2 separate regions of the Homo sapiens genome follow, and region 2 is linked to region 1. Evidence: chromatin loops called from intact Hi-C (ENCODE). Cell type or tissue: mammary epithelial cell. All regions are shown on one strand. Each heading gives the region's core, and the rest is flanking DNA. Links, peaks and the distances in the headings are about the cores only.

Region 1 (16,464 bases), core at 964-8,963:
GAGATTATTCTATGGGGCAAGAGATTCAGAATCAGGGAATATCTGGGATGGGTGACTTATCAGAAATCAACTAGCTTAAATCTTTCATTTTAAACATCTCCGAAAAGAATAAACACAATACTAATAATTTTGACTGCGTATGAGAAAGGAAAATAGAAAGCTACTGGACAGGAAAGGAGAACACTACTGTATAAGACTGTATACATGTTGAATACATACGTATGAATGTGTTGTTAATTTTAAAATTAAGGCCAGGCACAGTGGCTCAGGCCTGTAATACCAGCACTTTGGGGAGGCCAATGCAGAAGGATCCTATGAGCCCAAGAGGTCAAGGCTGCAGTGAGCTATGATTGCACCACTGCACTCCAGCCTGAGCAACAGAACAAGTCCTTGTCTCTTAAATATTTTTTTAAATAGTAAACGTACATTAAATTTTAATGCCTCATTTTAAGGTTTTTCATTCTGGGTATCAGAATTAAATTAATTAAATTAAATTAAAGCACACAACAACAATAGCATTAAAGACAAGAGGGATTACACAGAATTAACGTATTACTACAAGGTTCTGGCATTAACTAGAAAAAGTAAAGGGCCAGCCGTCGTGGCTCATGCCTGTAATCCCAATCCTTTGGGAGGCTGAGATAGAAGGACTGCTTGGGGCCAGGAGTTCAAGATAAGCCTGGGCAACATAGCAAGATCCCATCTCTACAAAAAAGTAGAACTAAAAAACATTAGCAGAACATGGTGGCATACACCTGTAGTCTGAGGTACTCAGGAGGCTGAGACAGGAGGATTTCTTGAGCCCAGCAGTTCGAGGCTGCAGTGAGTTATGATTGTGCCACTGCATTCCAGCCTGGGCAACGGAGCAAGACCCTGTCTCTAAAAACAAAACAAAACAAAGTTTTCTTAAAAAAAGTAAAGTACTAATACAAGAATATCAAGGGTCCATGTTATAATCACTTAAGTAATGAAAACATACTAAACATTTTAGAGTAAAACTGAGTAATAAAAAATGTCTTGAATATAGTTGTCCTCCCTTACTTTCCATGGTTTCAGTAATCTACCATCAATGAAGCAGATTCAATGAATGGAATGGAAAATTCACAGGTTTTGAATAGCGTAGCATCCTGAATAGCATGATGAAATCTCATGCTGTCCTGCCCTGTCTGGCCTGGGACATGAATTATTCCTTTGTCAAGCACACCCATGCTGTACATGCTACCTGCCCACTAGACATCTAGTAGCTATCTTGTTATCAGACTGAAAAAAAAAACATACTAAATAAAGGACTCAGGACTATCTGCAGTTTCAGGCATCCACTGGGAGTCTTGGAACCTATCACCTGCAGATAAGAAGAAACTACTGTAATCCAAAGTAAAGCAAGAAAGAAAAAAAAGGGGACAAATAACAAGACACACAGAAAACAAAGTGTGAGGCTGGACACAGTAGCTCACGCCTGTAATCCCTGCACTCTGGGAGGCCGAGGCAGGAAGATCACTTGAGGCCAGGAGTTCAATACCAGCCTGGACAACATGGCAAAACCCTGTCTCTACTAAAAATACAAAATTTAGCTGGGCGTGGTGACTGTAATACCAGCACTTTGGGAGGCCAAGAGAGTTGGACTGCTTGAGCTCAGGAGTTCGAGACCAGTCTGATCAACATGGCGAAACCCTGTCTCTACCAAAAAATACAAAAATTAGCCAGGCATGGTGGCACGCACCTGTGGTCCCAGCTACTCCAGAGGCTGCAGTGGGAGGATCACTGGAGCCTGAGAAGTCGAGGTTGCAGTGAGCCATGATGGCACCACTGCACTCCAGCCTGGGTGACAGAGCAAGACCCTGTCTCAAAAAAAAAAAAGAATAAAAAAACAAGGGTACAATCATAATGCAATGGAGAAAGAACACGTCCCTACTTCACATAAGCACCTTGTACAAGAATAAATTCCAGAAAGATCATACACCTAAAATAGAAAAGGAAAACAAAGCTTTCAGTAGAAAACAGAGTATTTTCATGACCACAGGTTGAGCAAAAATTTCATAAATAGGCTGGGGGCACTGGCTCACGCCTGTAAATCCCAGCATTTTGGAAGGCCAAGGTGGGAGGGTCACTTGCAGTCAGGAGTTCAAGACTAGCCTGGGCAACATAGCAAGACCCCATCTCTACAAAAAAAATTTAAAAATTAGCCACTGGCGGCACACACATGTAGTCACAGCTACTCAGGAGGCTGAGGCAGAAGGGCTGCTTGAGCCCAGGAGTTAGAGGTTACACTGAGCTATGATTGCATCACTGCACTCTAGCCTGGGCAACAGAACAAAACCCTGTCTTCTTAAAAAAAAATATATATATATAATTATGAACCAAAAGAAATAATCATAGAAAGGTAATTAAATTAAACTTCATTAAAATTAAGGGCTTCTGTTCATCAAAAGACATCATGAAGAAAGTGAAAGGCAAGTCACAAAGTTGATTTTTTTTTTTTTTGCAGTCAGAGTCTCGCTCTGTTGCCCAGGCTGGAGTACAGTGGCATGATCTCAGCTCACTGCAACCTCTGCCTCCCAGGTTCGAGATTCTCCTGCCTCAGCCTGTTCAGTAGCTGGGAGTACAGGCTTACACTACCATGTCCAGCTAGTTTTTGTATTTTTAGTAGAGATGGAGTGTCATCATGTTGGCCAGGCTGGTCTCGAACTCCTGACCTCAGGCGACCTGCCCGCCTCGGCCTCCCAAGGTGCTGGGATTACAGGCATGAGCCACTGCACCTGGCCTAGGAGAAGATATTTGTAATACGTATATTTGACAAAGGACTCGTATCCAAAATAAAAGTCTCATAAATCAATAAGATAACCCAATTTTTTTAAATGTGCAAATAACAGACCCTTCACAATAGAGGATATCCCAATGACCAATAAGTACATTAAAAAGTACTCATCATTCATAAAGAAAATGCAAACTAAAATTACTAAGCTCACCAGAATGACTAAAATGAAAGATCAGACCAAGTGCTGATAAGAATGCAGAGCAAATACAAACACTCGTATGTTGCTGTGGAAGTGCAACCTCGTACAACCAGCCTAGAAAATTAATTAACAATATCTACTAAAGTTGAACACACATGTGACTATAAATAGTAATAAAATGCACATGTGTGTAAAAGTTTCTGGAGTGCTATAAGTGTTCTATCTAGTTCCAACTGGCAGTTACACAGGTGTCTTTGCATTATAAACATTCAAACTACACCCTTCATTTGTGTACTGTTTTAAAGTCTGTTATACATTACACTTCAAAGAAAGTATTTTAAAACCTTAATGACTTACTCAAAGTTAATAAACAAATGAGAAAACAAGATTAAGATAAACATTCAGGTCATTAAAAATGATCTCTCTAATCCTTTTATGACTATGCTATACTTTCCAACTTTAATAGTTCCCTTCTACTATCAAACCCCTGACATAATGTGTTCTCCTACAATATTTTGCTTTAAACTTGTAATTGAACTTTTCTTTTATGCCAAGGAGCCAGGTTTAGCAGTTTGCATAACTCTAACTACAATAAAAGTGTACAATGACTATCTATCAAAATAGATTATGCAAAAAAAATACAGATGATACTGACTTACGATGGGGTTACCACCTGAAAAACCCACAGTAAATACAAAATGTTGTAAGTCAAAAATTTATTTAATATATCTAACCTACTGAACATCATTATCTTAGCCTAACTTACCTCAAACATGCTCAGAACACTTACATTTGCCTACTGCTGGGCAAAAGCATCCAACACAAAGCCTATTTTATAATAAAGTAATAAATATCTCATGTTAATTTATTGAACACTGTACTGAAAATGAAAAATACTGTATTGAAAGTGAAAAATAGAATGGTTGTATGGGCACTTGAAGTACAGTTTCTACTGAATACATATATATTGTTTTCGCATCATAGTGAAGTAAAAAAAAAATCATCAAATCAAACAACCATAAGTCAGGGATTGTATACATATTAAAGAAACAAGCCATTAACCTGAAGAAAATTCACATCTTTAACAATTCTCTAATAATAATTAACATTCCACCTTTAATTTTATGCATGTTATCATTAGATGAATTCAAACTATATGTCAAGCAGAAATTGGACAGTATTTAATTAATTAGGACCCAGATACACTGCAATGTATATGGTAATGGTAACAAGCTTGTTAGTTAATTCTCATTCTGTGAAAATGGTTAAGAGTAGGATCTATATAAAATGAAACTGATAAGTACAGAAACAAGCATCTTTTTAAAAAGTCTTAAGTTTATAAGTTCAATTACTAAACTGCCACTCGTGCTCCAGCATCCTCTCCTTTCCAGCTTTTATTTCAATATATACTAAAAGAGACAGCTTGGGATTTAACTACCTAATATTGTATAAATTATCTCATAACTTTTTAAATTTAAGCTAAATTCTAGGTTCTAATTCATTATGTAAAAGTACAACATGAAATATTTAATAATTTACTTTCCCTTCAAAACAATCATTTATATATATATTTATATGTATGTTTATATATATATACATATATATATGTCTCTCTCTCTCTCTTTTGAGACATAGTCTCACTGTGTCGCCCAGGCTGGAGTGCAGTGGCACGTTCTTGGCTCACGGCAACCTCTACCTCCCAGGTTCAAGTGATTCTCCTGTGTCACCCTCCCCAGCAACTGGGATTACAGGCATCCGCCACCACACCTGGCTAATTTTTGTATTTTTAGAAGAGGTGGGGTTTCGCCATGTTGGGCAGGCTGGTCTCGAACTCCTGACCCCAGGTGATCCTCGACCTCCCAAAGTGCTGGGATTACAGGTGTGAGCCACCGTGCCCAGCCAAGACAAGCATTTATAATTGTATCCTTTATATAACCACTAAAACAAAATGAATTTTAGCAGACACGTAAAATTCAATTGGACAAAGCAGTAGAAAAGTGCTGCTGGGCCATTGCCTATAAACAAATAATGCACATTTTCTCATCACTACTTACCATATTTCTCTCCAAAATTATGAATTAATCCTATGTAAAAAATTACTCCGGCCGGGCACAGTGGCTCACACCTGCAATCCCAGCACTTTGGGAGGCCAAGGCGGGCGGATCACCAGGTCAGGAGATCGAGACCATCCTGGCTAACACAGTGAAACCCTGGCTCTACTAAAAACACAAAAAATCAGCGGGGCAAGATGGCAAGCACCTGTAGTCCCAGCTACTCGGGAGGCTGAGGCAGAATGGCCTGAACCCGTGAGGCAGAGCTTGCAGTAGGCCGAGATCATGCCATTGCACTCCAGCCTGGGCAACAGAGCGAGACTCCGTCTCAAAAAAAAAAAAAAAAGAAAAAGACATGTCTGCTTTAAACCGTAATATAGTATCCCAAGTGCAGCCTGAAAATATTCTTGTTGTTTCCAATATTATTCAAGGACATGTTTTATATGCATTTTGAAGTATTCAGACTGAGAAAAAAGGTCTTACGGCTTTTAAGAATTTAGAGAGCTATAGTGCCATCTACTGGAAAACACAGATTATGTTACTTCTTAAGCAAAATTCACTACCATATTTTCTATCAAACAAATCCCAGGGTCATGTCTACAATGATTTTGCATTGATTATATAACATGTAAAATTAACTACTAAATCTGTTAACCACGTACATAGCAGTTATAACTGAATACTAATGTGATTACAAATGTATACTACTCCATTCCCACCATAGAGAAAGAATGCATAAGACTCAGAAATTAACACCTAGCTGGTTCAGAGTTGACCTGGGATTTCCTTCTGAATGGCTTTTTTTTTCTTCCAAATCCTAACCTTATATTTCTCTTTCTTTTTTCTTGAGATGGGGTCTCTCCATGTCGCCCAGGATGATCTCAAACTCCTGTGCTCAAGCAATCCTCCTGCCTCAGCCTTTTAAGTGGGTACGACTAAAACAGAGGGCTTTTGTTCAACATGACTGACTCAGCATGATCCTTGCAAGCAGAGGGCCAACATCACACGCACACGCACACACGCACACACACACACACACACACACACACACACACACACACTCAAATGGAAAACCATGAAGAAAACAATAATATAGCTGTTGATTTGTCATTACCTAAATAGAACACTTATTCAGTAGTAAACACTTTTTTTGCATTTTTTTTAAATATCAAACACTTCACAAATCTCCACATCATCCTTGCACAGAGACCATGCTAATCGTCTCTGTATTGCTCCAATTTTAGTATATGTGCTGCAGAAGTAAGCGCTAACACATCCTTTTACATAAACAAGTATTCTTACACCTTCCTGAATTTGGGAAGGATTATACTCAAGGAATAGGGGAAGTGATGGAACTTACTGAGGTGCTACACGTCTCCAGTAGCGATCAATTCCATGTTTAAAATACAGTACAGCAAGCCACCTTACATTTATATCCAAAGTGTGGTTGGTGAAAATATTCTATAAATAAAAAACATAATATTAGAATTAGCATGGAATAAGTAAAAAGTATAATTAATGTACCCACAATAAAGTATGGACAGATCTTTGTTTTGTTTTGTTTTGTTTTGTTTTGTTTTTGAGACAGTTTCACTCTCGTCGCCCAGGCTGGAGTGCAATGACACGATTTCGGCTCACTGCAACCTCCGCCTCCCAGGTTCAAGAGATTCTCCTGCCTCAGCCTCCCAAGTAGCTGGGGTTACAGGTGCCTGCCACCAAGCCCAGCTAATTTTTTGTATTTTTTTTTTGTAGAGACAGGGTTTCACCATGCTGGCCAGGCTGGTCTCGACCTCTTGACCTCAGGTGATCCATTCGCCTTGGCCTCCCAAAGTGCTGGGATTACAGGCATGAGCCACCACACCCAGCCTGGACAGATCTTTTAATTAAATTTGTTTATATTCTATCACTACATATATCATATCGATATTTATGAAGTATATATAGTTCTACAATTCATATAAGAAGTACACCTGCTCAGTTGTATGTTAACTGTTCAAAGCTGAGTAACACACATGTAGAGTCATTGTACTATTCTGCTTTAAGGTGTGTTTGAAAATTCCCCTAGTAAAAAAATTAAATTCAGAAACAAGCAAACCTAATTATTTTTCAAATGAATACCATAAGCCCATACATATTCAATAAAATATATAACTTCCAAATTAGAAAAAGTAGGCCCACTACAGCATAGATTCAAAGATTCTAAGGAGTCAAGGCCCCGGGGTTAATACATGCTATGAAATAAAACTATTTCATAGTACCCTCCTTATCAAAACAATTATCCTTGTAAATAAGTTTGATAAAGCTGGGCGCGGTAGCTCACGCCTGTAATCCCAGCACTTTGGGAGGTCGAGGCAGGCGAATCACGAGGTCAGGAGATCGAGACTATCCTGGCCAACATGGTGAAACCCCATCTCTACTAAAAATACAAAAATTAGCTGGGCATGGTGGCGCATGCCTGTAATACCAGCTACTCGGGAGGCTGAGGCAGGAGAATAGCTTCAACCAGGAAGGTGGAGGTTGCAGTAAGCCGAGATCGCGCCACTGTGCTCCAACCTGGTGACAGAGTGAGACTCTGTCTCAAAAAAAAAAAAAGTTTGATAGCAGAACATTTTTAAGAGATATAAAGCGGCCGGGCATGGTGGTTCATGCCTGTAATCCCTGCACTCTGGGAGGCCGAGGCAGGTGGACCACCATGAGGTCAGGAGTTCGAGACCAGCCTGGCCAACATGATGAAACCCCATCTCTACTAAAAATACAAAAAATTAGCTGGGTGTGGTGGTGCACATCTATAATCCCAGCTGCTAGTAGGCTGAGGCAGGAGAATTGCTTGAACCCAGGAGGCGGAGGTTGCAGTGAGCAGAGATCGCACCACTGCACTCCAGCCTGGGCAACAAGAGCAAAACTCTGTCCCATAAAAAAAAAAAAAAAAAAAAAAAAAAAAAAAAAAGGCCAGGCACAGTGGCTCATGCCTGTAATCCCAGCACTTTGGGAGGCCGAGGGGGACAAATCACCTGAGGTCAAAGGTTCAAGACCAGCCTGACCAACATGGAGAAATCCCGTTTCTATAAAAATACAAAATTAGCCAGGCATGGTTGCGCATGCCTGTAATCCCAGCTACTTGGGAGGCTGAGGCAGGAGAATCACTTGAACCCGGGAGGGGAGAGGATGTTGTGAGCTGAGATCGCACCATTGCACTCCATCCTGGGCAACAAGAGTGAAACTCTGTCTCAAAAAACAAGAGAGATAAAGCTACATGTGATGTGAATAATCTCAACTCAACATTAACCATTACTCAAAAAAAGTATGCATTATGTTAATCCAAATAATAATAATGACTATAATTATACTATGTCTCAGACCAAAAACAACTCAAATTCCCAAAGGTGACCTCTTAAACCTTGTATAGGAAAACCCCAAAGCCAAAAATGATGTGGAAGTATGTCCTTTGCTATAGAAAAACATTTGTAAGTTTTTTTTTTTGAGATGGAGTCTCACTCCCGTTGCACTGACTGGAGTGCAGTGGCGCGATCTTGGCTCACTGCAACCTCCACCTCCCGGGTTCAAGCGATTCTCCTTCCTCAACCTCCCGAATAGCTGGGATTACAGGCATGCACCACCACTCCCGGCTAATTTTTGTGTTTTTAGCAAAGACGGGCTTTCACCATGTTGGCCAGGTGGGTCTTGAACGCCTGACCTCAGGTGATCCACCTGCCCTGGCCTCCCAAAGTGCTAGGATTACAGGGGTGAGCCACTGTGATCAGCCAAGTATTTTTTAAAAAGGAATGCAGGCTGGGCGCAGTGGCTCACGCCTGTAATCCCAGCACTTTGGGAGGCCGAGGTGGGCAGATTATTTGAGGTCAGGAGTTAGAGACCAGCCTGGCCAACATGGTGAAACCCTGTCTCTACTAAAAATACAAAAAATTAGCTAGGCATGGTGGGGGGGCGCCTGTAATCCCAGCTACTCAGGAGGCGGAGGCAGGAGAATCGCTTGAACCCAGGAGGCAGAAGTTGCAGTGAGCTGAGATCACACCACTGCACTCCAGCCTGGGCAACACAGCGAGACTCCACCTCAGATAAAAAAAAAAAAAAAAAAAGGGGACGTACACTATACAGCCAATTTTAGAAAATCATGTCTAAATACAAAAAAAAAGAAAAAAGATTACAAATATAGTTGTGTAACTCACATTTATTCCTTCGAACCACTGGCAACTGGGTGCAAGTCCCTCTTTTGGGTCTCCATTACAAAACATGCACTTCTTTTACCACATTAATCACATTTGATCTTCACACTTTACATGTCCACCTTCTATACTACATTGAGTCTTGTCTTACGCCTAGAATCTAGCACAGTGCCTGGCAAAGCAGAAACTTCCTAACTTTCTATTGAGCAAATGAGTGAACGAATGGAAGTAATGTGGGAATATTGTGGAAGTTGGTGGATCTCACTCAGTCTATCTCAAATACACTTACAAAAATAAGAAAAGTCAAGCTGCAGATGTCAATCCAAGTAGAAATGTCCTATAAGTACTCTGAAAAACAGGACTAGAACATAAGCCTGAGATCATGTATACAAATACAGGAGTCTCCTGACTAGAATGGACAGCTAGGTAAGATCAAATGTACCTAGATAGCGAGTATAGGGGAAAAAGGAAGACTAAAACACAGCAGCTTTTTAATCTACTGTAAATATAATCTGTTCCATCTAAAAGAAATGTTATATCCCTCTAAGAAGAAAATTACAGGTAATAAAAATAAAGACATTTGGAGGCCAAGGTGGGAGGATCATTTGAGCCCAGGAGTTTGACACCAGCCAACAAAGCAAGACCCTGTCTCTACTTAAAAAAAAAAAAAAGACTGGGCCAGGCGCAGTCGCTCACGCCTGTAATCCCAGCACTTTGGGAGGCCAAGGCGGGCGGATCACAAGGCCAAGAGATTGAGACCATCCTGGCTAACACGGTGAAACCCCATCTCTACTAAAAATACAAAAAAATTAGCCAGGCGTGGTGGCGGGCACCTGTAGTCCCAGCTACTCAGGAGGCTGAGGCACGAGAATGGCATGAACCTGGGAGGCGGAGCTTGCAGTGAGCCTAGATCACCCCACTGCACTCCAGCCTGTGCGACAGAGCGAGACGTCTCAAAAAAAAAAAAAAAAAAAAAAACCTACGCAGTTAGTATTATTAATAAGGTATAGTTATTAATACATAAAAAGACAACAGTTAAGCAATGCCTATTGGTTTTTAAGGTCCAGCAGTAATTAAAATAAGAAATTCTGAAAGTGTTTTATATTTTGGCCAGAAAAAGCACAAGACTAATTATAGAGCATATTCATTTAAATAAGCGTAAGGAGAGTAAAGATACTCAAGAGATTTTTTTTTTTTTTTTTTTGAGATGGAGTCTTACTCTGTCGCCCAGGTTGGAATGCAGTGGTGCAATCTCCACTCACTGCAAGCTCTGCTTCCTGGGTTCACACCATTCTCCTGCTTCAGCCTCCCAAGTAGCTGGGACTACAGGCGCCCGCCACCATGCCTGGCTAATTTTTTGTATTTTTAGTAGAGACGGGATTTCACCGTGTTAGTCAGGATGGTCTCAATCTCCTGGTCACGTGATTCGCCCGCCTTGGCCTCCCAAAGTGCTGGGATGACAGGCATAAGCCACCACACCTGGCCCCGCTGCTCCCCCCCTTTTTTTTTTGAGATGGAGTTTCGTTCTTGTTGCCCAGACTGGAGTACAATGGCACGATCTCAGCTCACTGCAACCTCCGCCTCCTGAGTTCAAGCGATTCTCCTGCCTCAGCCTCATGAATAGCTGCGACTACAGGCGTGCGCCACCACACCTGGCTAATTTTGTATTTTCAGTAGAGATGGGGTTTCAGCATGTCAGTCAGGCTGGTCTCAAACTCCTGACCTCAGGTGATCCACCCGCCTTGGCCTCCCAAAGTGCTGGGATTACAGGAGTGAGCCACTGCACCCGGCCCTACTCAAGAGATTTTCTAAAGATTTATACTATGCCTAAAATTTACAAACATGATGCTAAGATTACATAAAGAATAAGATGTTTTCTTTAGTATCTTTTAAAATCAATCTTTTTTTTTTTACGATTCTGTTACTGAGCCAAACAGCCATCTTTTTTGTTATATTCAGGATAACAAGTCTGACTTTAAACAATTTCCCTTACTGTCATGAACAATATCTTCTTCAATTTAACAAACAACTCAAACTTTTTTAGCCAACAAGTTAAAATATATATGACAACTGCTATCATTTATTTTATTTTGCAAGATATAATAAACAATTTTGCTCTGATTCTATGACCTGGTCACAAATACTGAGTCAGTTTTTAACCCAACGGGGAGCTTTGTTGCCCTGACCAGAAGCTAAACCTCAAACACTAATCAGAGTTCTCAATTTCTCAGAAGAAAAGTATAAGGAAAGTGTTCAACACAAAAAGACTTCTTTCATTCTGGCATTGAGAAAATAATTTTGATTAATTAGTCAAAAACTTTGAACTCCAATAAAGGTTAATTTAAAGCACATATTGTTAATTAATTATACCATTTCCCATTATATCCAAGAAAACATCAGCTGTGTCAAGAGAATGAAATTTTTAGATGAGAAAAGAAAACATTTTAAAGTGAAATACACGGTACACCTGACATTGATGCTGCAATGTGGAGACCTGAACAACTATGACAACATAAATTACCTGGGGTAGGGATAAAGACAAAATATGAAAGAGTGCTACCTAGAGTCCTGATAGTAGACACTTTTAACGTACTAAAACTGAAAATCATCACAGTTTTGCCTTCTGAGCAGATGCTACATATACCTAGCTTATTTTTATATTTATCAATAAATATTTATTTAACACCCTTAAGAAGTCATAAAGTAATAAGATAATGGCAAAGGCATCAGCAGCCAAACATCTGAATCTATTTCACTAAACTACCAATAAAACTAGGGTTTTAAAACAAATTAATGTTGTCTCATTTTATTAAAAAGAAAAGCAAACAATTTTAGAACAACTTACCAGCAACACTGAATAGAAACCTGGCTGTGTCTCCCACTGCTTCAACTGCTCCTCAGCTGGTTTTAACACAGCAGTATCCTGACTGGTGGCCTGTGTTAACACCTGAAGAACAACAGTGCTGGCACTATTGAGATCCATGGAAACCTGGCAATGATAAGTTAACATACTTGAATATGTATTACAAGTAATAAAAAATTAACAGTAAAATAAATGGAGACAAAAAGCTTTCATGTTCTGAATTACTCCCATTCATCTAATCCTTCATGTTCTGCCTTTCTATCTTTTCTAAGTATACCCCATACTCATCCTTAAAATTCATAATCAAATTATTTTTGCTTAAATCAATTTATTCCTAAAGGAAACTCTCTTTCATTGTTCCATAAATAGAAGATAATAAATTGAGGGAGGGGAGATACACACACAAACTTCAAAGTTTCTAAATTCTGAGTAAGTACCATTACGTGCCCAAGACTAAGCATAATGTCTTCTGTCTTCGTTTTAAAAAGGAGATTAATAAGTGTTATAAAAGTATTAAACCATACAGTAAGTAACACCTAACTTTATCCTTGACAAAATCAGAAGGAAGAAAAGAAAACTGCAAAAGAATTGCTTTGACTTGTTAGTAAAGTACTCTCCAACATCATCTTACGTGCCACCAATGGTGCATCTCCAAATCATTTTAAGAAACATACAAAATGAAATGCTATGGGGAAAAAAGCCAAACTGACCTATTAAACAAAAATCTAAAACCTAAGTCAGAAAGGATCTTAAGGGCTGGGTCATCTAATCCTATACCATGTAGCTGAAGCCATTCAACAAACACACAATTTCTTGATTTTGTTGAATTCTCCGGGATTCTGTTTCTAATCACCCCCAAAATTGTATATACAATTCTATACTTAGCAAGTATGTATAGTTATTCACAATATACACGTACAAAATATAAGGATTAAAATTGAAAGCTAAAAATATTGACAGAAAATAAGTCGAAGTTCTCAGTGCAGGGGTGACAGGGAATAGCGTTGTACTGTATTGATACAGCTTAGTGACAGTGGCTATCTCTGTGACCGAAGAATGTTCCAGACAGTAAAAGTCTGAAAGTTATTAGCCTATAAAGAATATAGCCAAAGCAAATGAATTCCTTTGTTAAAATAATTACAATTAAATTGCAGTGAAATGGCAAGATTCCAAATGTTGATTCAACAAGAAATCTGACCTAGATTACCTTTTAGGGAAAATCAACCATTTCAAAACCTATGTAAGTAAAGCAGGGCTAATCAAAAACACAAAAATTTCATTGTACCATCTTAAAAAGGGCCTAATAACTAGAATCTGAAAAATACCAAGTTACTGATAGAGTTGGATTAAGATTTGATTTGATTTTGATTTATTTTTTGAGACAGAGTCTCACTCTGTCACCCAGGCTCGAGTGCAACAGCACAATCTCAACTCACTCCACCTCCCGGGTTCAAGCGATTCTCCTGCCTCAGCCTCCCCAGTATTTGGGATTACAGGCGCACACCACCAAGCCCAGCTAATTTTTGTATTTTTAGTAGAGACGGGGTTTCACCACGTTGGCCAGGCTGGTCTCAAACTCCTGACCCCAGGTGATCCGCCTGCCTCAGCCTCCCAAAGTGCTGGGATTACAGGCATGAGCCACCATGCCCGGCCAGATTGAGATTTTTTTTTTTTTGAGACAGAGTCTTGCTCTGTTGCCCAGGCTGGAGTGCAGTGGCACGATCTCGGCTCACTGCAACCTCTGCCTGCCAGGTCCTTGGCCACCCAAAGTGCTGGGATTACAGGCGCGAGCCACCATGCGCAGCCCAGATTAAGATTTTAAATTTCTGTCACCCAGGCTGTAACACAGTGACGTGATCACTGCTCACGGCAGCCGCGATCTCAAGTGATCTTTCCACCTCAGCCTCCTAAGTAGCTGGGAACACAGACATGCACCACCGGGCCCAGCTAATTTTTTTTTATTTTTTATTTTTTGTAGAGACAAGGTCTCGCTTTGTTGCCCAGGCTGGTCTCAAACTTCTAGGCTCAAGCAATCCCTCCCCAAGTGCTGGGATTACAGGCATGAGCCATGGCATCTGGCCTAATTTTACATTTTCTAGCAGCCACGTTAAGTAGTAAAAAGAAGTATGTAAAAATTAATCCTAATATATATATTTTACTACAGCTGCTCTGATATATATATATATACACATATATATACATATATATACATATATATACATATATACATATATATACATATATATACATATATACATATATACATATATATACATATATACATATATACATATATATACATATATACATATATACACATATATATACATATATATACATATATATATACACATATACATATATATTTTTTTTTTGAGACAGCGTCTCACTCTGTTGCCTAGGCTACAGTGCAGTGGTGCAATCTCAGCTCATGGCAACCTCTGCCTCCCGGGTTCAAGTGATTCTCCTGCCTTAGCCTCCCAAGTAGCTGCGACTACAGGCGCGAGCCACCACGCCCAGCTAATTTTTGTATTTTTAGTAGAGACTGGGTTTCACCATATTGGCCAGGATGGTCTCAAACTCCTGACCTCAAATGATCCGCCTGCCTCGGCCTCCTGAAGTTCTGGCATTACAGGTGTAAGCCACTGCACCAGGCCTAATAGTGTATTTGACTCAATACATCCAAAATGTTATCATTGCAACATGTAACCAATATTTTTTAAATATACTGAGATATTTTACTTTTAATACTAAATCTTCAAAATCCTGTGTATATTTTACACTTAAAGCACATCTCATGGCCAGGTGTGGTGGCTCACACCTGTTAATCCCAGCACTTTGGGAGGCTGAGGCAGACAGATCGCCTGAGCCCAGGACTTCAAGACCCACCTGGGCAACAGAGCAAAATCCCGTCTCTACAGAAAATACAAAAATTACCCAGGTGTGGTGTGCACTTGTAGTCCCAGCTACTAAGGAGGCTAAGGTGGGAGGATCACCTGAGCCCAGGGAGGTCCAGGATACAGTGAGCTGTGATCACGCCACTGCACTCCAGCCTGGGCAACAGAGAAACCCTGTCTCAAAACAAACAAACAAAAAAAAAGACTGACTGCAACTGAGTGTGTCACTTTAGACTGGGTATTCAGTGAAGGCTTCTGAGAAGTGACATTTATGAGAGACGTGAATGACAAGAGAAACCCATGCAAGGATCAGAAGGCAGAGCTTCAGACGGGGAAAACAACTAGAAAAAAGGCCTTGCGATTAGAAACAAACTGAAGAAGGCCAACATGACTGACACTTAGTGAGAAAAGGGGAAAGTGGCGGAAAATGAAGTTGGAGAAAAGGGCAGGAACAAATGGGGCAAAATAAGGTGTCTAGGCTTTTCATATAGGTATAAAAATAGACGCAGGATAGGAAGAACATAAATATATTGCTATCAACATATGAAAGGAAAAAAGCTCTACCAGAACTCATCCTCATCCCACCCCCTCCACCAAAGAAATAAAGATAAAAGTCACAGCCTTGCTTTGGGCTATTCCTAAAAAAATCACTGACTACTGCCAACCCTCAAAGCAATTTTCCCCTAGAGCAAAGATTGTGCAGAGAACATAAATGCACACAGCAAAGCAATCCTTACCCTCACCATTTTTCCTGTTCTAGTGGAATCTGCTAGAGTTTCCCATCCCTGCCTCCTTCCAGTATCTGCCCCATCCAGGTCCTCCCCTTGCTTTGATCCTTGCTCCTAAGAAGCCCATCCAGTCTGGCGGGGAAGAGCTCAGTTCATACATTTTTGGGGCACCTATTTTGTGCCAGACACTGCAGTAGTTGTTAGGATAAGAATCAGAAGAGTCTCTGTTGTCTACCCAAAATCTGTGGGCTACTGGGGTGAGAGGCAGAGGAAGCTACTCTTATTGTTAAAACAAATTGTGAAAAGTACGTTTCTACCATACCAGTTGGCGCCCAGAGTATATCTCCCACACAGAACCAATATACGAACGTGCCTACAGTTGGAAACAAAAATTCTCCTTAAAAGAAACAAGTAAACAAAAGAAAACTCAGCATCTTTACCTGCTACTAACAGATTTATCAGACCTGCAGTGACTTCAGTTTCAGCCATACATAACAATGTTCTTCAGAATATTTGTATTATCTGTGTTTGTCATTAGTTTTAGGGCATTTCACACATACAATAACCCCAGCAAGTCTACTAAATGCCAACACTTTAAGTAGATTGACTTTAAAAAAAAAACAAAAAACAAAAAGGTGCCAAAATTAGAGTAAAAACCGAAGAAGAGTGTTCCAAAATAAAAAGGTTCCCACAGTGAAATAATTTATTCAGGCATGGGTAAATAACCCATGCTAAAACCATTAAATGAAAGAACAGTTGTTGGGGAACAGAATGTTCCCAATGTGTCCAA
Region 2 (16,464 bases), core at 4,988-12,987, 340 kb before region 1:
TTTGTTGAATGTATTAATTAATAATTATAACAATATAGCATGTGCTGGTAGTCAACGAATCCATAAATACGTTTGAATGCTTAGGTGTGCTCTCTGTGATCTTAGGCACTATGGAGAATTTTTTTTTTTTTTTAGCATAAAGCATCTGCCCTCTGAAAATGTAAGTTTCATTGGGCAGATCACAGGTACAAAGTAATGTCAAAGAGCTTACATATGGAACATATTGATAAAGACCATTGGCTGTGCTAATAAGTCTTTGTGTTATTATGCATTTATGGAACAATTATTCATTGAGCACCCACTATGACCCAAGTACTGTGCTAGCCTGAAGATATTAATGTGAACAACATAGACAGGGTCCCTACTTTCTTGGGACTTACATTCTGATAGGACAAACAATGAACCAATGAATAAATAAACAAAACAACTATAGAAGGACCCTGAGGAAATAAACAAGAGCTGTCATAGAGAACAACAGCAGCCACACCAATTACAATCACCAGGAGGAAGCCGGCAGAATGAACATCTGGACCTCACTCTCCTCTTGCCCTCCAATCTCCAGCTGGTACCTCCACTGGGCCAGCTGGAAGCCAGAGAGCACAGTGCACACAGGGCTAGCAGCGTACAGCAAGGCAGAGAAGATCTGGAGGAGCAAGCATGTATGTGAGTGTGTACGTGTGTGTAAAAACACACCCAAATATACCTCAAAGCCTCCTCAACCTTTCCTGATAGCTGTTGCATCCATTACACAGTTTCTTCCTTTTCTCTCTCCAGGGGATAATCTGATTCTATTTTCCCATATATACTCCTTTTTCTACCAAACTTCATAGTGTTGAAAATAGCAGTCATCCCTTAAACTTCTATTAACTAGGTTCATGAATCTCAGCATCTTTAACTTTTTTCATAAAAAATTTTTTACCTCTTTCAATTTTTAGTCTTCTAAAAATCTGGTATAATTTCTCCTCATCTTTCAGAATATGTAAAATAAAATATTATATACAACTTGTATACAATTCATTAGTAGATTGATAGTTTATTTGCATAAAAATGAACCTTTTCAAATTTGACTGACATGTTAAGACTAGCCCAATTTGATTTTTAAAGCTTTTTTTTTAAAATTAAGTGGCCCATGCTTACGAACACCCATATTAATATGCATAGAAGATAACTTCATATTTAAATTCTCAGAAAGTAAATACAAAGCTGTAACCCACCTCAGGCTCAACATAATAACACTTATTGAGAACTTACCATGTGTCAGAAATTATGCTAACTACTTTACATTATATTTAATCCTCACAACCTAGGAAACAAGAGTATTATTATCCCCATTTTACAATTAAACTAAACTGAAGCAAAGAAAGGTTAGGTAGCTTCCTCAAGATCAAGCAGATATTATGTGGTGAGAACTGGATTCCAACTGTGCTTTTTCACAGTGGAGCCCCCAGTCTACCAGGAAGCCATAGCAGAGCACCTGTACATAGGGTTGTGGGGTCCAAGCACACTCCTCAGCCATTTTTCACACCTAGATATTTCCAAAGACATAGAACTTCGAGTACGAGTACACTTATTGGTCATCCCATAATAACAATGGAAAAATATGTTAAAGAGGTGCTATTCAGTGAAAAAAGTAAGTTATAGGAGAACTGAGAACATTATCATCCCATTTATGGAAAAACAAAGACAGATGTTTTTAAATAGGTCTATCATTAAATATAATAAATATATGGTTCATAGATGCCAATGTGACTATAAGTAAATATATTTGTAGTCATAGTTTCTAGAAAGATAAAAGAAAAATCCGTCAATACAGAGTTCCTCAAAGAGAGCCCTCAAAGGAGTAAGAAGCATTTATTTTCCCTACATACTCTAGACCATTTGAATTATTTACCACAAACTTAAATAAGTTATCACATCAATTACACTAATATCCCATAAGGAAGCAAAGGCTGAGATGATAATTGAATAACTTTATCATGAAAGAACATTCCTGGCAATCCCAAATGTACCTAGTCTGGAATTTCTTCCAAGGTTATTAGTTTTAAATTCTTTGTTTTTTTAATCTTGCTACCTACATATGTTAACAACTATTAGGAAAAAAAACAGCAGCCATAAAATACATATTTTAACTTAGCTTCGTTAATGTGTAAATTAAATGCACTCAATAAACAAAATACATATAAACTGTCCCACTATAGGCTTTAAAACTTGTCAGCATTTAACAATCCACAGATAGCAAACACTTGACCAGTGAAGACTGATAAAGCTATAATTTAGTTGCTGATTCAAGAGGGACAAGTATTAAGACAATAGCTTCATTCTTCCATATATCCCAGTTATGTTGATTTCAGCAGGTTGTCTACATTCTAGAAGCAAACTATTTTAGCAGCAGTTTGTGTGGCAGCACAAACAGTACCCAGAATAGGTTCAACTACAGATCTTGGCACCTATCTTGTTAACTAGCCATGTCTTGAAATGGAACATCATGGAAGGCTTTGGTTGCCAAAGATGAAGTATTTGGATTTTATTGTTCACAAATGCAATGTACTGTGACTAATGTGATACCAAACACTAAAATCCAAACGAGAGTCTAGAGATGGTGAAGCCCAATTCAAAGTGACTAGCTTTGGCAACAACTTGTTGGAGATCAAAATATATAGATATTAAATTCTCAGTATCTCTTAATAGAACTGGTTGAATAAATTAAGGCACATTCATATACTGAAACACAAAGCAGCCATTAAATTCATGCAGAACATTACAGAAATCAATATTCCACCTTATCGTAAAACTTGACACTGTTTCCTCCAATGGTCATTTAACACCAGTGTCATGAACTGCTGAAGGCATAAAGTCTCACATACTATACACCCATACATTCCTCAGCAAGCAAGAGGAGTTTGCGGCTGTCGCCAGCATTCCCAGTTTAATTCTACACCAGTCCTAGGAAGTACATGACGTTCGATGTCCTGCTAAGTATGACCAGTGTGCTTCTGCTCTATCTGCCAAGGGTCTTGCGCCATCTTAATTGCACAGAGTGATATTCACATCTCACCCCAACTAGTCTCTTTTCTTTGCTTATTCTGTTGCATAGCTCCTGAAGCAGAAATCATTCTTTGATAACAATGCTATATAACATGGTGGTTAGAAATGTGACACTTTGTGGATCAAATAAGCCTGAGTTTGAATCCAAGTTCCACCCCTGACTACTCATAGGATTTTGGGCAAAGTACTGAATCTGTGACTTAATTTTCTCATCTTCTTTTTTTTCTTTTTTTTTTTTTTTTTTTTTTTTTGAGAAGGAGTCTCACTCCGTCGCCCAGGCTGGAGTGCAGTGGCGCGATCTCAGCTCAATGCAAGCTCCGCCTCCCGGGTTCAGGCCATTCTCCCACCCCAGCCTCCGGAGCAGCTGGGACTACAGGCGCCCGCCACCACGCCTGGCTAATTTTTTGTATTTTCAGTAGAGACGGGGTTTCATCGTGCTAGCCAGGATGGTCTCCATCTTCTGACCTCGTGATCCGCCCACCTCGGCCTCCCAAAGTGCTGGGATTACAGACGTAAGCCACCGTGCCCGGCCAATTTTCTCATCTTTAAAGTATAACTGATAGGTATATTACACATGGTTTAACGGATTAAATGAGATAATGTGGGATGACTGTGAAGTATTAGCACAGTGCCTGGCAAATAATAAGTGCTCAGTAAATAATAGGTTTTAATTCTAGAGTTTCTGAACCTTCTTCATTACATGCTTTTGCCACCTTTTCATCATATCTCCAAAGATGAAAAATGTTCAAACCATTACATTGATACAGTAAAAGAATCTCTTGGTCAAAAGCACATGTTAATCTAGATGGAATTTTATTAGACACTCAGAGAAGGTCTGAATTTCTTTACAATAGAGAAAAACCTAAGTCTAATGCTTATGTATTTGTGCAGCGGAGCATGTGGCGTATAACAGTAACATAGTCACTTTGTGCCGAGTTTGGTTAAAATTCAAAAACCTTAAAAACTAACATAAAATACACATGAGATTGCATCTGGGAAAATTGAATCAAATTAGTTTTCAACTTTCTGTGCTTGCAGGGACAGGAAACTGAATAAATAAAATCCATAGATCACACAAACAAAAGGAAATCTAGTTTAAAACAAGTTAGACCTCTTCTAACAACAGATGCTGGAGAGGATATGGAGAAATAGGAATGCTTTTACACTGTTGGCGGGAACGTAAATTAATTCGGCCTTTATGGAAGACAGTGTGGTGATTCCTCAAGGATCTAGAGCCAAAAATACCATTTGACCCAGCAATCTCATTACTGGGTATATACCCAAAGGAATATAAATCATTCCACTATAAAGACACATGTACACGTATGTTTACTGCAGCACGATTCCCAATAGCAAAGGCTTGGAACCAACCCAAATGCCCATCAGTGATAGACTGGATAAAGAAAATGTGGCACATATATACAGTGGAATACTATGCAGTCATAAAAAAGGATGAGTTCGTGTCCTTTGTAGGGACATGGATGAAGGTAGAAACCATCATTCTCAGCAAACTAACACAGGAACAGAAAACCAAACACCACATGTTCTCGCTCGTAAGTGAGAGTCGAACAATGAGAACACATGGACACAGGGAGGGGAATATCACACACTGGCGCCTGTCGGGGGGTGGGGGGCTAGGGGAGGGATAGCATTAGGAGAAATACCTAATATAGATGACAGGTTGATGGGTACAGCAAACTACCATGGCAGGCGTATACCTATGTAACAAACCTGCATGTTCTGCACATGTACCCCAGAACTTAAAGAATAACAATAACAACAACAAAAAAAGTTCACCCTCTTCTAAAGTCTTCTGTCTCGGAAGATTGCAAATGTTACTCATTTCAGTTTCATTTGCAACAGTTTCAGTTGATTTTCAGTTTCATTGCAAATGTTACTGATTGCAGCTGAAAATGAAATCTCCCAAGAAGAGGAAAGAAATGAAGGAAGCAAAGAAATAATAATAAAGATACTAAACAAAGTTCAACTAACTACTGGAGAGTGGGCAATGCCACGGAGCTCAGTGGTCAGCCCCTAATTATAAGGAAGTCTCCCTCATTTCAGATAGTTCTGGAAGAAGAAGGCAGTCCCAGAATAGCCCACATTAAGCAGCCCGGAAACCCACAGGCTCCCCAGCTTTGCTCAGACTTCCTGGCTTCAGGAAAAGAACCATCTATAGCCCGAGTAAGTGATGCTGGCCTTACCCCACCCACTCACTCCTCCTTCACATGTACCTCCAAAAAAGTAAAAAGCAAGCCCATGTCACAACTAGCAGTCATGAACTGAATCCACCTAATAGATGGGTTTTGTTTGGCTTGCAGAGTTTAAAAGGGAAAAAAAAATTTGGTTGCCAACACTTAGAATGGAGAGATTCCACACAAAATCCAGATCTCTGGCTCCTCTTAAAATTTTAGAATATTTTGCAACACCAGGCCAGCATGCCCAGTGGGAATAGGTAAGGGAACCCTTTTTTAAATGGAGTGTACACTCTCCAATTTGCCATTGTCCCCACCACTCCTTGTTCTGACACCCAGCCCACCACACTCATTGACATTAGCTGTCTGGCACTGGTCGATATTTGAGTGCCCAGAGCCCACTGGTCATTAAGAACAGCAAGCCAGATGTGCCAAATGTCAATAGCAACCAATATGTCTATTAACTAAAACCAAAAACATAATAGCAGAGAATCTGATCATTTAATGGAAAAAAAAAAACCTGGGCTGGCTATTAAAATATATGTTTCTTTCCTAGGACCACAACTGTGTGAAATTAGGCAAGTTAACTAATCTTTCCTAAATTTCAGTGTCCTCAAGTACGAAGTGGGGATAATAATACCAATGTCATAGCATATGTTATGGAAGATAATGTATGTTATTTTAAAGTCCTTTATAAAGTAGAATAAGTTAAATATAGATTATGATACTGAATTACTCTAAGCAATAGTTGACACAAGAATAAATGAAAGTTGTACCATAGATGTTTAATGTTACCACACACACAGAAATAAAATCTAATTCATTGACCTGCTGATGATTTCATGTTATTCTCCATACTTTGTAAATTCAAAATGTATGCACTTAAATGCTAGAGCCACAATTTAAAATTCTTTGTTAGCAAGAGAAAGAAAACTTAAAAAAGGAAAAAATAATGCCTTTGTACCTCATTATTCTTAGGATTAATTAGAATTTGGGTCATAGATTCAGGTTTTCTAAAAGTTAATGGTATATCAGAGGAGCGTAACTGAGGATTTGGAGTAGGCACAGATCATTCACTGTACATCTGCCTAGAACTTCATTAAGCAATATCTGGATCTGATTGTACCCATAAAATTTCTGTGCCCAAATGAATTTCAAATTAAGCTTCCTAAAGGAACGAGAGTCTATTAAATCCCTTCCTCCTGGAACTGCGGGCAGTATTTAGGAGATGAGATGACACTGACGGAGCACCTTATATCAGGCTCCCTTAATAAACCAAATAATTTCAAACCTTGGGACACAAATAACATTAGCAGAGGCAAGGCGATGGCCAGAACGGGAAGCTGAAATTCTGAAACAAGCAAAATTTTTCACAATTTCCCTTCATCAGGCCAACAGTCACAGTGCTAGACAAAGGGAATTTGTCTTAATAAGTGATGCGTGAACTGCCTCAATCTTGGTGCCTGCTCCACAGAAAGCCACTGTGAACCTCCAAGAAACTACGATGTCGTCCAATGCTGCCCCCAACAAATGATAGGGACCTTGACCTGGGCATACTCTGCCCACCTCCCTCAAAATCAAAGAAGAAGTGATCTTCTTTGAGAATATGAACTAGAAAATACCCAAGATAAAAGGTATTACTTTATCTTTCTCATAGCATTTAACTGCAAAAAAAAAAAAAAAAAGGGGATTTGTATGCATGTCTATCTCTTCTAGCTGTAGGGCCCAGTGCTAGTGTATAGTGAGCACCCGATTCATATTTCTTAAGTTGTGCTAAATTGTCTTCATTCTCCATTTTCTGACTTAGCAGCACAAACGACCTAAAAACCTCCAAGCACTTTATTTATCTGGGACCTCCTCTTTTGGGCCATAGAGTGAATTATGGTACTGTGCTCACCACGACTCGGCAAAATGATAAAACTTTGAAATATAAGACTTACATCAGGCCGGGCGCGGTGGCTCACGCCTGTAATCCCAGCACTTTGGGAGGCCGAGGCGGGCGGATCACAAGGTCAGGAGATCGAGACCATCCTGGCTAACACGGTGAAACCCCGTCTCTACTAAAAACACAAAAAATTAGACGGGCGTGGTGGTGGGCGCTGTAGTCCCAGCTACGCGGGAGGCTGAGGCCGGAGAATGGCGTGAACCCGGGAGGTGGGGCTTGCAGTGAGCCGAGATCGCGCCACTGCACCCCAGCCTGGGCGACAGAGCAAGACTCCGTCTCAAAAAAAAAAAAAAAAAAAAAGACTTACGTCAAACTGTGCACAGTGGAATATCTCCTGGATTCTGTAAAGGCAGATTGATAATGCAATCATGGTACACCACCACTGATACTGCTCAGCCCTTAAAATTCAGGCTAGGAATGGGAGGAGTGGGATTCCCCAGCTCCGCTCCGCTCCTGCGCTCCCATCGCTTCACCGCTAGGAAGCAGCCTAGCCAGCATTCCCACAGGGTTGGAGCTGGAACTGCACACTGGAGAGTTAAACAGACCAAGCATTCAGTTTCTGCCTCAGGCACTCACTGACAGGGCAAATACAGAAACTTCAATTCCTCGTGTCTTGGTTTTGTCATCTGTAAAATGGGATAACAGCTCTTACCATAGGACCCCTGCAAAGAGTAAATGTATATAAAGGGCTTGGCACCCAGCCTGGCACACAGTAGTGGTGTAATAGATGCCACAACCCTCGTGTAGGGAGAAGAGACGTACAGTGACCCCGAGTGAGCTTGAAGATGACGCTGTGATCAAGCTTGGAGTGGGCTTCCAGGCACACTGGTGTCACCCCGGGCTCTGGGGCCCAAGGCAACACTTCTCAAGCCTTTCTATTGGAACACCACTAACTGTAAAGAGCGGTGAATGTATGCCCTGGGGCCTGTTGGAAGCTTCCAAATTCATTCTTGTTTTGTGGTAAACCTCCATGTCTTTTTAATTTGCTCCCAAGCAAATTTGTCTTGGTTTTAATGTCAAAACAATACGGCCTCCTCCTACATCTCTGAGAAATATGAACCTTTAGGGAGGCGTGCTATAATCATATGGTGACTTTGCTGACCCGTCGGCACCTTCCCCACACGCCTGAGGATACATGTGCCTCAATGTGCTACCACGTGGGACTGCCCTTCCATTAGCATAAGTAAGAGTGTGGGTCCACCTTTGGATATTGTAGCGTCTCATGATTTTTTTTTTATTTTTATTTATTTTTTTTGAGACGGAGTTTCGCTCTTTTTGCCCAGGCTAGAGTGTAATGGCACGATCTCGGCTAACTGTAACCTCCACCTCCCCAGTTCAAGTGATTCTCCTGCTTCAACCTCCCAAGCAGCTGGGATTACAGGCGTGTGCCACCATGCTTAGCTAATTTCATATTTTTAGTAGACGGGATTTCACCATGTTGGTCAGACTGGTCTCAAACTCCTGACCTCAGGTGATCTGCCCACCTCGGCCTCCCAAAGTGCTGGGATTACAAGCATCAGCCACCGCGCCCAGCCAGCATCTCATGATTAATAAATAAAATGCCAAGGCCCTGAAAAACTTTTGGAGAAAATGATTTTCTCCAAATCACAATGTGGGAGGAGATAGGCTAAACAGGGACCAGCTCTCTGAGCACAGCCTACTTTCATCTCTGGTCATAAACATCATAAAAACAGAACACAACACATTCGTGAACAAAGTTAGACCAACCATAATGCCAAAGTGATCTTAACAGAATCACAAATGTCATAGGCACCCTAAGGGAATGTCGTAAGGCATCCCTTAATGTCATAACATTTGAGAGAAGTGCCTGCTGTTTACCAAATACAGGTGAATAAATAAAGGAAATAAATAAATAAATAAATGTGCATCAGTGGCTCAGTTTGGGAATAAGGATGAAGAATTTGCATTCGAAATCCTCATAAAAGTCACATTAACCAAAGTTATGTTTCCATAAGACATAGTATTTGCAGATTGGGTCATCTGTACTGACCCTATGTGGCTGTTTCTGACCAAAAACATGCAGATTCCGACTAGTTCATAGCCCTTAGACAGGAGTAGCTATTGGTAAACATTGTAACAGCTGTAGGGAAATTAGACTTTCTTAATACTTAATATACAGAATGACAATACTACATGTACATATTTTGAAAAAAGAATATATACACTTACAGTGAGACAGTTTCAAACTATTTCGCTGATGAGAGGTACAATGTAAGTTATAAAATAATATCTAAACTCAAATAAGCACTAATATTAAAAGATAACTACTCTTTTACTTTTTAACTAAAATATTCAGGTGATTCTTAAATCGAACTTTAAATGATGTCCATGATATGTAAATCTTAAAAAAAAACAAATGGTATTTTCGTGTCTTGCCACAGTAGAGATGATCAGATACTTACCTCTAGGGGGAGCTCAAGGCTTTGTCTCTACTTAACGTTTTCTGTTTTCCCGGTGTTGCATGACAGAGCCCTTGGGATCTCTCCACTTGGGAAAAGATGCTCCACCCCATCCCTCTCATCCCCTTAAAAAGTTGCAAAAATTTGGGGTGGGAGGAGATGCTCAGGAGAAAAAGAGACTCTGGGAAAACTAATGGGCCAATCTCAGCCCACTAAGTGGTTATTTTTCTCTTTGGGGATAAAGCCTAACCATTATAAACCCAGTGTTTGCCTGGAGGATCCCCTTAGCAAATCCCTCAAACTACCAGTGGCAGCAGTATGAAACTGTGGACATTCATGCCCCATCATCCTTGGCTTCTTAGGATTACTGACTAGCACTCTTAGCACTTGTGGCTATATAAATACCGCTTTAATTTATACCAGCATTTCTCAAAATGGACTTTCAAAGAACACCAGTTTGACTGTAAGTTAGCAAATTTTATGTAAATAAAGGGTTGTCTGTCACAGAAGTTTAGAAAACACTGGGTTAAACTAAGTTCAAAAGTTTTCCTTTGTGCAGGACTTTTCATAGTCTGTAATGCATGATGACTCTCCAAAAGAAGGGACAAGTAGGAAGTGTTTCTCAAGTCTATATGACCACAGGTCTCTCTTTTAAGAGCTTCCTCTTAGGCCTGTTAGAACACTCCCTCAGACATTTTGCTCACGATTGCTGAGGTCGTGGTTAAGAAAAGAAGCACAGATTTGTTTTTTGTTTTTTGTTTTTTTAAACAACTCAGCCAAGTATATTTCAAACAAAAAGGGAGAGTTTGGTCTGAATTATCTGGATATCTGCTTCAATTAGCCATTCTAATTTACATGTACAATGAAAGCCTTGGAGTCCCACCTCCCTGCCATCACCTAATATTGTCTATGATAGGGAACTCATTAGGCCAACAGCATACAAAAATTTGGATTTATACTCAAAAAATGACTATTTACATCACAAAATGAGATTCGCCATAAAACTCCTTAAATCACAGATTCTCCCACCACATTTAAAAAATGATGCTACAAAATAACCATTAAGTTTACCCACTTACACATACTCAGCAAAACTCCTGGCTCACAGAGAGACACAATTGCATGTGGCATTGCACAGTGACCACTGCATTAAATACACACAGATGTAAACCCCTTCTTTTTAAAAGTTTTTCATGTAAGCTTTTTTCAGTAGGACACAAATTTTTTTTTATTATTCTGCCTCACTGTTTTTCTACCACATCTAGGCAAGTACAATCTGCATAAAAAATTGCTAGTCATGCCATTTTGCTACCCAGGTAAGGTATGTTAAGGCCATGTTGCTACTACTAGTCACCGTCTTCATGAGATGGGGTAGCTGGGTGGTGAATACAGTGGTCCTGGGGGAGGTGGATCAGGATCACGGACAGGCCTTTTTAAACTCTAGTTCTTAGGCAACTGCCGTCAGATTCTGCCCTCAGGTGAGAGCCACTGCTCCATGGTGTTCAAATGACAGAAAAAAAGTTGTATCCCAAAGAAATATTAGAGCAGGAAAATTATTACAAATCAGAAATATAGGACTACAGTTTCCAAAGTGAAGTTACATACTCCAGAAAATTTTAAAATAATAGAATTTCTGTTCATACTTTTATCTCAAAAATTAGAAATTAGACTTTCTTAGTATTTAATATACAGAATAACAATACTATATGTATATGATTTGAAGAAAAAAGGAATATGCACACATTTTAGAGAGAGACATTGTCAAACTATTTTGCTAATGAGAGGCACAATTTAAAAGTTGGGAAACCAATGCGCCCGCCGTGTCCGTGGAGAGAGGCTGAGGCAGCCAACCTCCGGCCCCAGGCACCGGGGCGCCGGGACGGCGAAAATGTCGCCTTCCTTAGTCCGGGCAACTGCCCGGGCTGTGAGCAAGAGGAAGCTGCAGCCCACCCGGGCAGCCCTCACCCTGACACCTTCAGCAGTAAACAAGATAAAACAACTTCTTAAAGATAAGCCTGAGCATGTAGGTGTAAAAGTTGGTGTCCGAACCAGGGGCTGTAATGGCCTTTCTTATACTCTAGAATATACAAAGACAAAAGGAGATTCTGATGAAGAAGTTATTCAAGATGGAGTCAGAGTATTCATCGAAAAGAAAGCACAGCTAACACTTTTAGGAACAGAAATGGACTATGTTGAAGACAAATTATCCAGTGAGTTTGTGTTCAATAACCCAAACATCAAAGGGACTTGTGGCTGTGGAGAAAGCTTTAATATTCGAAATCTCAGGACTCTTCTGGCCGTAGGTTCCAGGAAAGCTCGTGGAAGCTTTGGGGCTCACTGCAGAAATCATGTGACTGTCACGTGCTGGAAAATAAAGTGATACATCTTGAAAATGAAGCCAGTGTGTTGGATTCCGGAAGAAATGATATTTGTATTCTCTGTAGGGGACAAAATGAGAAGTCATCACTCTTTTTGGATCATTTAGATCTCTTGCATCCTTTGTTTTAGAACCAGTTTCATTAAAGTTGCCTTCCTGGACACCTGTTTATCCCTTTCCTGAACTGTGTGCACTCCTTAGATCGCTATTGAATGGCTTGAGCTTCCCTCAGCATTTCTCCCAACCAGATCGGCGACTCCTAAAATCCGAGACAGGACGTCCTGACTGCTGGTAGTAATATGGTGGTGCATTGTTTTTTCCACCCGAACTTAACATAGCCTTTTTATACATTTTTATGAAAAATTTCATTGTCAGCTGCCTCATTGTATACCCTTTAATAGTACCAGGCAAAGATTTTCTTCAACTATAGTACAGATTAGTTCTGAGTGATGGTATCAAAAGGTGAGAAAGACGTCATCCACCTGTTTTTTAATCCATTTCTTTTGCCACCCTATATGTCTGTTCAGAGATGGGATCTCAAGCTGACTTTGATTCTTTTAGTTGAGGAGTCTCTTAAAGCCATCTAGCCCACCTCCCTCAATTCCCTATGTGAGGAAACAAAACCCCAGGGAAGCCAAAGGGCTCCTCTCCACCCTGACTCTACAGGCCGGGGGAGAGTAGGGACTCTACCCCTCTCTCCCCTTCCTTGTAGGTGACACATGCTCTGCCCTCTGAGGCAGTCAGCGAAGGCAAATGGTCTGACTGCTTTATGTGGTCAACATTTTAATAGAATTTCTTTATAATTTGATACAGGTTATATTATTTTTATTTTATTTTGAGTGGGAAGAATTTTAAAACCTTTTTATGTGAATTACCTCTTGTTTCTTTCACCTTTGAAACAGTGGTTTGTAGGAGAGATGACATTGTAGCAACCCAGAATTCTGCTTTTGGAATGTGGTCCTCACTGTGCAGGAGAACATGGGGATCTTTTGTTAAAATTCCCAGTGTGCATACACTTTCTGGTTCCTCGGTCCAGTTGCTAAAGTTCTTAGTATTTTAGCCTAACATATTTATCACCAACTTTTCTTTAAAAGTGTTCCTTTTGTCACTTAGTTACTGATTTTCCTGGGTTTGACATATTAAGTATTCTATGAGATGATATATATGCTTTTTTTGAAAGCTGATTCTCATGAATTCAAGTAGCTGAGTTCCTTTATGTTTAGTTTATTCACTAAAGTAGCTGGCACAAAACACACCAAAACCTAGAGCAATAGCTTTATGCAAATGCTCATGAGTTTGTATCAATAATATGATTGTTGGATCCACTTATAATTCATGCAATACTGTATGTATGTAGAGATTGAGTTGTCAATTTAAAAAAATGTGTCCTCTTTGTGATTAAAAAAAAAAGTTGGGAAACAATGATATAGAGAAAATTATGCCTCTGCAAGCATATTTCAGGTTAATTAGACAATAACTTAGACAGATGTGAGCCTGCAATCCAATAATGGTCTCCCATTGTCAAACAAATGTCAAGATAAAACTAAACTTATTTCTGAAATGGTTCCATGTTATTATAAGAACAAATTTCACATTTTATTAACACTGTCACTTGAGTAGCAAATAACAAATTTTGAAACTTGGATAGCAAATAGAGAAGGAAAAAAAATTAAAATTAGGCTTTTAAAACCATTGGGTTCATGATCTGGGTTCTCTGCTCAAAAATATCAGCAACTTGTAAATTTTGGGCAGTATTTTTGAATCAACAAATATTAATCAAGAGCTGACTCAACATATTCACTTTTTAAATTTAAAAAGCAACCTGAATATATTTGTTATTTTTGAGTGGGAATGAAGCTTGCAAAGCTTATACGCATATTCAATTGAATTTATTACCAATTAAAAGATGTAAATAATTAATTTGAGTAAAACGTTTGAGTCTTCTTCCAAGACTATAGGGCAGTGTTTACTCATTGCAGAATCTTCCAAGTTTACTCAAACTGTTGGCACAGTTACCTTGAAAAAAATTTTTCCATAAGATAAGTTTTATTTTCCTTGGGAGGGTAAAGTCAAAAGAAAAATTCAGACTTCCAAGATTATATAAAAGTAGAATGAGTTAATATAAATATGTTCCAATAGTCACATGCCTTTCAGATATAAAGAAACACACATGTTCACATAAAAGACTGATATAATAACTATATACAAAATATTTTTGCCTTTCTGTTAAAACATACTTGTCAACTGGTAACATTCGTAGTATACTTTTGGAGATAAATTGAAGGCCTAGAGATTTGTCAATACCTTCACAGTCCATAACATGTTCTAATTCTAGGAAAATCTTATAAGGACTAAGTTCTTATAAGAGCATTTTGTATTATTAATTATTATAGAATTCCACTCCCCTTCACTCTAATGTTGTTACTTATTACAAAAAATAATCAGAGCCATTTAATCATATTATGGAAAATGATCTCTGCTTTTTCCTTATATTCACCTAAAAGGCCCTGCCATAAGCGTAAGATCAGGGTCTGAATCTTCCATAGTAGAAGTAATAACAAAAGAACCTCAATAAAGGATTATACCAGGTACCCTGGTCTATTAATACTACAGGGGAGTAATCCCCAGGCACCATTAACATCAGCACCATGAAGAGTCTCCTGTGACTGAATGATGATTTCTAGGACTCTTCAGCCTGAGTATTGAAGATGACTTCCACCCAGTACTTTGAAAACAAACCTCTCCAGAGGCAGAAACCACTGATTACCATGTGCTGCATTGCATTGTTTTGTTCCTGCTGGATTAAGGTTATAAATTAATTGTTAGTAGACATCTCCATTTTTAATCATGGTAATCTCAAGAACTTTACCCCTAACAAACCACTGGGTTAAGGACTAATTACTCAGGTATTGGCAAAGTCAAACAATCTATATCAAAATTAAAGGGACATCTAAATCAGTTACGGGCATGTTTCAAACTGTAGTAATAATCCTTGTCCTAGTTTTGCCTATCTGGCAGGTGCCAGGTATATGTCTCCAGAGTCTGAAATGCTGCGGTATAGTCACTGGCATACCAGATGATGCAACAGGTCATTCTGCAACTAAAGAAACATGAGGGACTAACTCTAGTTCAACTGCAGATGACATTCTCTGAGCAATCTTCTAATCAACAGACTCCAGACAATAGTGCAGATCTGATAGATCATGTCCCAGAGACAATGGTCTCTCCTTCAGTTTAGACTGAAGAATGACCAGAAGATGGTAACCGAGAATTGAAACAGAACTCACAGCTTGCAAAACTGGACCAAATTGTGGCATCAAGAAAACAGTCTAAGCTCAGATTCTTTAATGGCAACTTGCTCGGGCCCTATCTTCCAAGATAAGACACAGGCTCACCCTAGCTGACAAATTCTACTAGTCCCCATCAGGACTATTCGGTGACTAACTCTAGTCCTCAAAACTCTAGATTTACCCTTCTCTAACTTCCAAAGGGAAGTTACAGAAGGGTAAATTGAAGATGAACTTCCCAAGGTCATCCACGGTGTGCATGCTTCCCTGCTGAGGCAAACTATTAAATTTAACCCTTTTATTTTTACTGTAGCTGTGTTTCTGACGGTCTTTGGTCAGGGGGTCTTAGCAAAGGCCATAAAGTCACCTTGAAGCATGCTGAGTCTTGATAAAGAGGGTTTGTGGGTAAGGTGTATTTTTTAAGCAAAGGAGAAAAAAGAGAGGGGACCCAGATAATTGAACATAGAAAGAAAATGGGGCTTCTTCATCAATATCAAATTCCTAGGCCCTGCAACTTCCTCATCTATGCTGCTTCCAATGAATAGAGAAACCATAATAAGGCTCTTTGTAAAATAATTTGATGCCTAGTCTAGTTGCTATATAAATATCAGTGAAAACAACAATAGCAATACATTTTCATACATATATAGAGATATATAGTAACTTATAAGTTTGTAACTTATAACCTATGATACTGGTGCTGTTCTCATTTTAAAGGAAATCTCAGAGGATCTAGGCACCTAAATTACTATCACGCAGCTTTAAATAGTGCAACCAGAACAGAAACTCAATTACTAACCACCATGATAAACTCCTTTCCATTTTTTTTTCCAGATTTTATAAAATAAGAATCTACGTCACCTTGTGCATAATAGCAAAAAAAATTTGGAGACAAGTTATTGTTTTAGAGGAAACAAAGTTCACTTTTTAAAAAACGTAGATTGGGCACCATGGCATGTTCCTGTAGTCCCATCTACTATGGAGGCTGAGGCAGGAGAATCGCTTGAACCCAGGAGTTCCTTAAAGCTAGGAGTTCGAGGCCAGCCTAGGCAACATAAAAGACCCTATCTCTAAAAAAGAAAAACTTAAATAAAAATAAATACATAATAAAATAAATGTTGTGAACAAAAAACAATCTTTTTAATCATCATTTTTCATAGACCATAGCATTTATGCAGTCAGAAGGAATTTAATC

What was found. Hi-C counts contacts between places; a loop is a spot of excess contacts. Peaks named below come from ENCODE experiments on the same cell type or tissue, not always from the same donor. Only the 100,000 strongest peaks of a DNase experiment are listed, where the experiment ranks them.
Region 2: it touches region 1 in a loop (14-fold over the local background); 38 of 110 quality-filtered maps call a loop at or near these places.

Annotation. Positions count from the first base shown.
Region 1 is chr5:62,432,985-62,449,448 of GRCh38, reverse strand. IPO11 (importin 11) reads right to left here. Exons shown (of 30, transcript NM_016338.5): 2 at 12,032-12,175; 3 at 6,366-6,466. The coding sequence starts at 12,169. It also overlaps the pseudogene RNU6-661P. Among named protein-coding and RNA genes, the nearest start is that of IPO11, 28 kb to the right of the region's middle. In mammary epithelial cell, for the core only: a CTCF peak has its summit at 5,496 (motif pointing left); a DNase peak (open chromatin) is centred at 5,968; H3K27ac peaks cover 280 bases.
Region 2 is chr5:62,772,293-62,788,756 of GRCh38, reverse strand. It overlaps the pseudogene ISCA1P1. Among named protein-coding and RNA genes, the nearest start is that of LRRC70, 200 kb to the right of the region's middle. In mammary epithelial cell, for the core only: a CTCF peak has its summit at 9,610 (motif pointing right); no DNase peak of the experiment used is centred there.